2 separate regions of the Mus musculus genome follow, and region 2 is linked to region 1. Evidence: chromatin loops called from intact Hi-C (ENCODE). Cell type or tissue: heart. All regions are shown on one strand. Links, peaks and the distances in the headings refer to the core of each region. The heading gives the core; the rest is flanking DNA.

Region 1 (4,083 bases), core at 829-3,328:
GAGTCGATCTGGCCATGTGGGAAGCACACCAATTCAGAGTAGTCCTGAGTAAACAGAGCAGGCAGCCTGTAGCTCAGATGGCCTGCCAGGTTTACAGGTAAACTCGCTGGGCCCTATAGGTCAGAAGCCTCCCTGTCTAAGAAAGCAGGGGACACCTGGGGTGGACAGGGAGAATCCAGATTGCTATCACCTGTGAGCACACCTTACTCTAGGAGCCCCGAGCTCCATCCCTTCCCTCTGATACTCACACTGCCCGGGTCACAGCAGGAGACTTCTCTATATCCTACTGTCTCTTTGGACCCAGTCTGGAGACACCCACCCACTGCAGCCTTGGATTTCAGACCCAGCTCCTGTGGGTTTGTCTGCTCTGCTGTGGCTGCTTCCTGCTTCCGCAACTGAGGTAACTGTCCTGGCAGATTGGCCTTGCTAGAACCCGGAAGGCTCTGAAGTAAAGCCGCAGCCCAGCGTGGGTTTTCTCCATCCGAAACAGAAGAAACACCACCACAGTGGACTAAGCTGCTTCTTGGGTTTGACACCTGCTCCTTAGGGGAGGATCCTGGATAGGCAGGTGTGCTCTAGGTGGGGACAGTTTTCTACTTAAGATGCCCCCTGCAGTCCCAGTCCTACTGAGACTGACTGAGGCTGGAGCCAATACTGGGCCGATGTAATTTTCTACTCCGCATTTGTCTTGAAGCTTGCTGCTCCTTAAAACCCACAGTTAGAGTCATACAAGGCATTTCTCTTGTCCCTTACAAGCCCGGCAAATAAGCTCTTTTGCCCTCACATTCTCTCTTGGAAGCACAAACATCCAGTCAGACACACTCCCGGACTAGTGTGAGATCCTGCGATCCTGGAAAGGAGCACCCTGGAATCATACGCACGTTTGGACACGTGCACATCGCGTCCCCATACTGACAGCAAGCTACACACACACACACACAGACACACACACACACACACACACACACACACACACACACACACACACACCACCTGTGCACACGCGTACACAGGGAAGACTCACAGGGCGGCAGACACAAAAGATCCAGGACACCAGTCCTTGCAATCCCTCCAACCACGTAGCTGCCAACCTATAGCCCTCCCTGCAATCGCTGGTCTCCTACGCATTGGCCCCAGCGCATCCCACAAGCAGAACACACTGGGCACTCCCGGGCCTCGCGCCTGGCTCAAGTTTCTCAGGACGCCTGTACCTTGGATATGCTGTTTGATGACATTCTCCAAGTGGTCCAGCCGCTCGATAATTTTCAGGGTGTCCCCTTTATCTTCCTCCAGCTTCTTGTCGGGCACTGGCTCCTGCCCCCGCACATACACGCTGGCGATGTAGTTGGTGACCCAGCCCACGTACAGCAGGCATATGATGTTGGTCATGCCGCTTAGGATCACGCAAGTGGACACCAAAGTTTTGGTCTTCCTGGTACACACCATTCTGGGGTCCTTCCTCCATATAGAGCACCCGGGGCCCCTCCTCGCTGTACACCCCAAACTCCCCCGCGCTCAACCCCCTTGGCACGTCTGGGGTCTCTGGGTGCGCCAGCACCTAAGTCTCTCCAAAGGCGGGTCTCCTGGCAGTGTGAGCTGCGGCGCACAACTTTGCAGCTCCGGCCGCTGGCCACCCTGAGAAAGAGCTCCACAAAGAAAACGAGGTGGGTCTAGATTTTTGTTTTGGGCTTTTCCCCCGCAAATTCAAAATCCCCGAGCTTTTCCCTAGGCGGTCACGGGTGGCCGGCAGTGGCGAGACGAGACCTGCAGGGCTGGGAAACTTTGTCACTGCCAGGGCCCAGCCGCGTTGCTTTCCATCTCCAGTGCTGGCTGCCTGGGAGATGCCACCAGCCCTCCGCTCGCCGCTCAGGAGAACCGCGGCTGTGGCTGCGACCAGAGGAGCGAAGCAGAGCGGCCCGGCCCCCTCCGAGCGACAAGCGCCGCCACCAATCGCGCTCTGGCTCTGGAAAAGGGTCGGGACTGGGCGGCTGCGGACCAACGAGGAGGGGCCAGGGGGCGGAGCCCCGCCCCGCGCCCCACCTGCTGGCAGCAGGCTCCGGTCCGGACACAGCTGAGTCTCCCGCGCCCTCGGGCCACCCTAGGGCCTGCAGATCAGGAACCTCCAGTCCCCGCCCAGGCCGGCAGATTCCACCTCTAGAGTAATTCCCCGCTCGCGCTCCCGCTAAGAAGCCCAAGCTTTGGGGACCAAGATGCTCCTATACCCTCACCTTCCCCAACTGAGGGCATTCTGCTTTTCCACCTGAAAAAACGGACTCCTCGCCTCCATCTCCTTTTTGATAATGGAGACTCAAACCATACAAGTGGCTAGGCCTCATAATGTCCACACCTTATGCTTCTTGAGCCTTTACTCTGCCTCTCTCTGTTGGTCTCCCGGGTGTCACCAAATGCCTTCCGGAAATCTCTAGGAGAGGCATAGTGAATAGTGAGGGTGTCTCTGCAATCGTTGGTCACATCTATGCACTATGCAGCTCCCTGGACGAATTCATGCTCTGGGAGCCGTTACTGCTTATGGATATCACTACACCCCACGTCTAAGGAAGCCTTATACGCAGTATTGGGACAAGAGGATGCAATTCTCCATGACTTGTATAATTCCCACACATTCAGTGTTCATGGCTATCAAGTGGTCGACAGAGCCTTTCTGGAGAGAGGATGTAGAAACACACACACACACACACACACACACAGAGAGAGAGAGAGAGAGAGAGAGGCTCCTGGGTTTGATGCTCCTGTATGTGTTAGTTACATGAGCTTGAGCAAGGGTCAGAACACCATAAGAGACATTTCCCCCATCTATCAAATATCAACAATACCTTCCTGCTTATAAGTATTAAATGAGAGGATATACCAAAAGGGCTTAGGACAGGACACACAGTGGGTGCCCAGGCTCCTGTGGTTATCATTCCAGGATGCAGTTCCTCCCTTCCCGGGTCCAAGAACACCACCTGGCTGCTCAGCAAACCTTGATTTTTCTATTGACCACTCTCAGCTCTTCTCCCCTACTGGAAGCTACAGAGTCTAAGGCTGTGGGCAGCAAGAAGGAGCTTGTCCTCTAGCTGGCTTGGTTCCACCTCATTGGCTTTCTGCTTGAATGTCTTTCTTTACCATCAGCAATTCAGCCACAGGGGCTGATAGAAGGAATGCTGCTGGGCCTGATTGCCCCACATACCCTCAGATTCCAACTCAAGATCCCCAAAACCTTGGTTAGAAACAGGGGCATGGGAGGGGTTTGTGTAGGCATTTACTCACCACCCTCTGCAGAATTACAAGGTCAAAGGCCCCAGTATCTCTGCAAGCTCCCTTTATAAATGGTTCTTGAACATAGATTCTTATCTTTGGCCCTCAGTTCAATTGTATTCAACTCAACAGGAACTCAGCAAGTTCCTGACATTTTGTCTAAATGACCAGTTGCCTGGGACACTTGCCCAGTTTGCTCTAGACCTATGGCTGCGGTGTAGGCTTCAGTCTCATCGGGGGCCTCTTTTCTAAGCATGGAGAGCTGTTCAGTCCAAGGAGGTTCTCGACTTTCCACTTATGTCACTCGTCTAACCCCAAGCGTCTTCCCACTTTGCCATTTAATAAGTCCTGCCGGGAGCTTCACTATCAGGCCCCTTGATGTGCATCAGAACTGAAAAATTCCTCAGATAGTCGATGTGAGCCAACTGATGCCAAGTGGTCCTTGAAACTTATTCTGAGAATCTGAAGCTACTGTCTCCTTCCACTCCTACCACGAGAGGTGACATGAGGACTGAAAGTCCTGGTGGCTTTGTCCTGTATAAACTGAATGTTGTACACTGAAGAAGCTACTGTCCCCTTGATGTGACTTGAGAGCAGTCTTTGGTGGGGAAGGGAGGGGTATTTTGTTTTCTGAGACAGACTCTCACTATGTAGCTCCGACTAAGCTAGAACTCTCTATGTAAACAAGTAGACAAGTCTGGACTTGATCCTATAAAGACCCACCTGCCTCTGCCTCTGTAGTAGGATTAAAGACACTTCCTGCTATGACTCACCTTTTATAGAGGTTCTTATCCTCATGTCCAGAGACACCGCTATGCCATCAAT
Region 2 (4,083 bases), core at 944-3,443, 87 kb before region 1:
TCTAAGAGGGTTCATATCCTCTGGTTTTAGTTTCTCAAACACAACTTTCTAGGCCTATCAGTGTTCTTCCTCCAATTTTTCACAATCTCATGAAGCCAAATATCAATGAGCTGTTTGCCTAATAAATGCCAATTATTCTCAATATTCTCTAACTGAGAGTGACATATGGCTGTCACACTCAAGTGTCCTGATGGGAAAGAGACAGAAGAATCCCTGCCACTGGGATCATCTCTAGACTTCAGGCTGGCAGGCTGCTGGCTATCTATTGAGCACTTCTAATAAACCAGCCCACTGTCTCATCTCAGGCAGTCTTCACTGTGCCACTGACTTGCTCTTGCCCATTTTACAGACAAGAACAAACAAATTGAGTTTTGGAGAATGTTACAGACAGACAATAGAGTAGGCATCACATGAAAATAGTTGGGGTACATTAGTAATTATTTAGAGAAAGGTTACTCAAGCCAAGGGGCCAGCACAAATAAGTTACGGAAATACAAAAAACAGAGTGTCTAGGGAATGTGGTGAGTAGGGAGGGTACAGCATGGGAAACTTCAGTAGAACTGACTGAAAATAGATCTAGAATCTCTTCCACAGACAGACAATGAAGGAAGTTATGTCAAGCTGTCAAGCTTGGGTCTCTAACAAAGCAACAGAAGAGAGAAGTGGGCAGGCATAAGACAAGGAGAGTGTCATGGTCACCGCACAATGGACTGTAAGAACCCCTCCCATAAAAGACAGTTACATCATTTTGCAAGCTCTATGAGGTAGTGAGCAGCTGAATAGAGGAAGCCACTGGGAAATGATGTACGTGTGGCCAGATGTCCTATTCAAGAGAGCCACTCTGACCCGTGGGTGTGTGATGCTGGGCTTCACAGAGCAAGATGCAGGAATGAGGAAGCCACTGGGGAAGAAGATATAGAAGAGCAACTAAGGTGACGGGAGATGAGACTTACGTGGAAGGGACAAGAAAAGAAAAGTGATAGATTAGAGGAAACATGAAGGTGGGTGTGACTTCAGAAGTCGGGAGCCAAAGGGATGTATGGAGAGGACATGTGGGTTTATGGATAATTCTATGTTGACCATGTAGCAAAACCCATTGGTAAGTCCAGGAGGTGGAGGAGTGGGTGCTCAGTCAGCTTATAAAGCTCAACTAAAGCTAGCAGCAAATCCAGTGGCGGGGTTGCATCCAAGAGAATGTTTGCAAGTTAAGCTGATAAATGCCTATGCTCGGCTCCTCCCAAAGAACTTTATGGGATGTGCCAAGAGCTGACATCCCACAAAAGGCAAAGAAGCCTTCCCTGAGCTTCTCCAAGACTGAGCTCAGTCAAAGGCATGAGTATCATTAAACTCTGGGATAAGGAATTTCCAAGGGTCTGACATGGCGTTGAGAACTGGAGTGTCAGTCTGACTTGCTAACATGTCATATAGACTCCCCTCATGGCAAGAGCAGAGAAAGAATTCGACGGCAAATAGTCTGCAAGCAGTCTAGACTGATGGAGGAAACCAAAATGCCAGCTAACTAACTAGACAACAATAAGGGAACTAAATAATCACAATAATAATAATAATAATAATAATAATAATAATAATAATAATAATAATGATAATGATAATGATAAAGCTTTCCTTTGGAATGTTACTTTTCAAAGACTCCAGAGAGCGCAGCACCTTCCAGTGTCAGTACATTGCTCAGTCACCTCTTGCCGCTCTCGCTGTGACTGTCGTCTCTTGGGTAACACCTTAGATAATCTTCAGACCCCTACAAACACTGCTGCTGTGGAACCTCACACACACACACACACACACACACACACACACACACACACACACACACACACACCTGCCTGTCTCACCAGAGTGGGCCATGAGCTCTTATCAAGTGGCCTCAAGGACCAAGGAGGTTGCCTCAGTTCATGCCATCTTCTCAGCAACCTGTCCACGAAGTCTCATGCATAGAGGCTGTGGAGGACCTCAGGAGCCTGGCGATCTAGCCAACAGTCACACCTGTCAGACGAGTCAAAACCAGAACCCAAATAAATCTGCTGGTCTCCAAAGGCTGCCATCATTACCAAACCCAACGATACTGACGTCACCGAAACCTGTACAGAGGCCACAGTGCTGTTCTTCTGGAAGCTGAGACACATGGATTTCCTGAAGAGTTACCAGAGGGAGAACAGGGTAACACACAAGCCGTGCCCCACCGCAGTGAGTCAGGGCTCACTGTGGGCATCCGGGTCCTTCTACGCTGCCTCCCACAGTATCCCCAGCTATTTATAAACCCTATCAGTGCACACTGAGCAGATGATGCTGGCTTCCCTCCTGCACTTTAAATAACTAAGTTCTGGGTGAAGGCAAGTGTTATCCAATAGGGTTGGTCTGGTGCGTTGTGGACTCCTCTCCTTTCTGCCTCATTATCTTGCCGCTCCTTTGTGTTCCTAAACAAAGGAACATGGGCAGACAGCCACAGCCTGCTTAAGCTTGCCTGGCAGATGGAAGGGGGCCAGGCCTCTCCCAAGCCCTTTGGGGAATGACAGCTCAAGTCCTGTGATGGAGCCAGTGCTGTGTGGCACCTCATGCATCCCCTTTGCCCTTATTTTAGGTAAAACCAAAGCCAGAAACATCAACTCACTTGCCCAAGAGCACTTGCATAGGAAAAGAAGCCAAAGTCTTAAAGTTGGCAACCTGGAGATCAAGACGGCTCTTGGACAGAGTAAGTCAGTACTAACACGCTGGGGCAGGGGCTTCCCTCACCAAGCTGAGGGTTCGCAAGAGAGTAGCTGTTTAAAGGGACAGATGATAACCATGAAAATTACCAGATCCCTCCAGAGAGAGAGTTTGATTCTACAATGTGTGTAATACAGGAGGAGGAAGGAGTCCTGGACAATCCATTCTGTCTCACCCTTGACTTGAGAGATGGCTCTCAACCATCCAGTTAATCAGCCAGTCATTCAACAAATACTTGCTGAATGCCAACTCCATGCTGGAGTGTGTGGCTGTGCTGCAGGTGCGAGCATAGACATGGTACAATTCCCCAGATCCCCAGCCAACCAGGAGACAGATAAGAGACCCATGGAAGGCCGTGGACATCCTCCACACCTGTGTTTCCCTCATCTTAGCTGGAAGACAGCTGGAACCTGTGCCATCCTTATGGTATCTCAATGGAGTCTCAACACCGTTGAAATATTCATTGGTAACACAGCCTGTCCCTGAGGAGCTTGTCCTTCAAGATACTGGTAGCCTCCAAATGTCTGCTTTCTGCTGATGTTCCCTAGGCAGTCGTGCCATGCTGAGCCTGTCCAAGGATGAAAAATGGATAGATGTAGAGACAGGAGGCAAGGGGCAGTAGGGCTGACTGGTTCGGATCCTGACTTCACTACTGTCTTACTGAGTGACCTCAGAACAGCCTGTCAACATCTCTGAACTGCCATTTCCTCCTCATTGAGTTAAGACAGAGAAGAGAACTCTACGGGATCCCTTCAAATGTCCCATGGACATCTCTGTCCAACTCTCAGTCTACAGCGTAGGCTTTTTATATAATAAGGAAGATGGAGTGTGAACAGATACTAGACCAGGGTACTGTGGTTTTGTGGGGAAAGACAGGGGAGTCTGAGCAGGCAAGCTGGCTCGTATCTAGTGTCCCTGAGCATTTTGGGCACTCCGGTAAGCTTTCTAGCTCAGAGAAGCCTCAGTTTACCCACCAGGAACACCCTGACTTGGGTACATAGGAAAGCTTAGGTGCAATCCCTGCCCCTTTCTTCCACTGCTGCCTCTGTGATACAGTGAGAACAAGCCCCAGTGCCCCAGGCCTGGCTCTTCATTCCCATGGGCTACTGTCCAAGTGTCAGTTCCCAAGCTCACACCCACTCGTTCTCAGGAGGCAGAGCCCTGCACTGCCAGAGTCAGGCCAAGATGGCTGCTTGCCCGTCTGAGTCCTACGGCTGCCCTGCCGGAACTTCTTTCCAACTTGATCCTCTGCCTTCCTCTAATATACCCGTACTACGTGCTGGTATTGCAGCACTGCCTCCTAGCTCTTCCCCTAAAGTGCATTTTCTGCCAAGCCTCTCCTCCTGCTGTGTGTAACTG

Evidence for each region. Peaks named below come from ENCODE experiments on the same cell type or tissue, not always from the same donor. Only the 100,000 strongest peaks of a DNase experiment are listed, where the experiment ranks them.
Region 2: a loop joins it to region 1, with 2.4 times the contacts of the local background. A loop is called at or near these places in 2 of 42 quality-filtered maps.

The regions. Positions count from the first base shown.
Region 1 is chr7:111,778,102-111,782,184 of GRCm38, forward strand. Galnt18 (polypeptide N-acetylgalactosaminyltransferase 18) reads right to left here and starts at 1,876. Exons shown (of 11, transcript NM_001360903.1): 1 at 1,212-1,876. The coding sequence starts at 1,446. In heart, for the core only: a CTCF peak has its summit at 2,048; a DNase peak (open chromatin) is centred at 1,980; H3K4me3 peaks cover 1,680 bases; H3K27ac peaks cover 1,340 bases; H3K27me3 peaks cover 1,083 bases.
Region 2 is chr7:111,690,604-111,694,686 of GRCm38, forward strand. The region is part of intron 1 of Galnt18 (polypeptide N-acetylgalactosaminyltransferase 18); the gene reads right to left. Among named protein-coding and RNA genes, the nearest start is that of Galnt18, 87 kb to the right of the region's middle. In heart, for the core only: no CTCF peak of the experiment used is centred there; a DNase peak (open chromatin) is centred at 2,358; H3K27ac peaks cover 1,038 bases.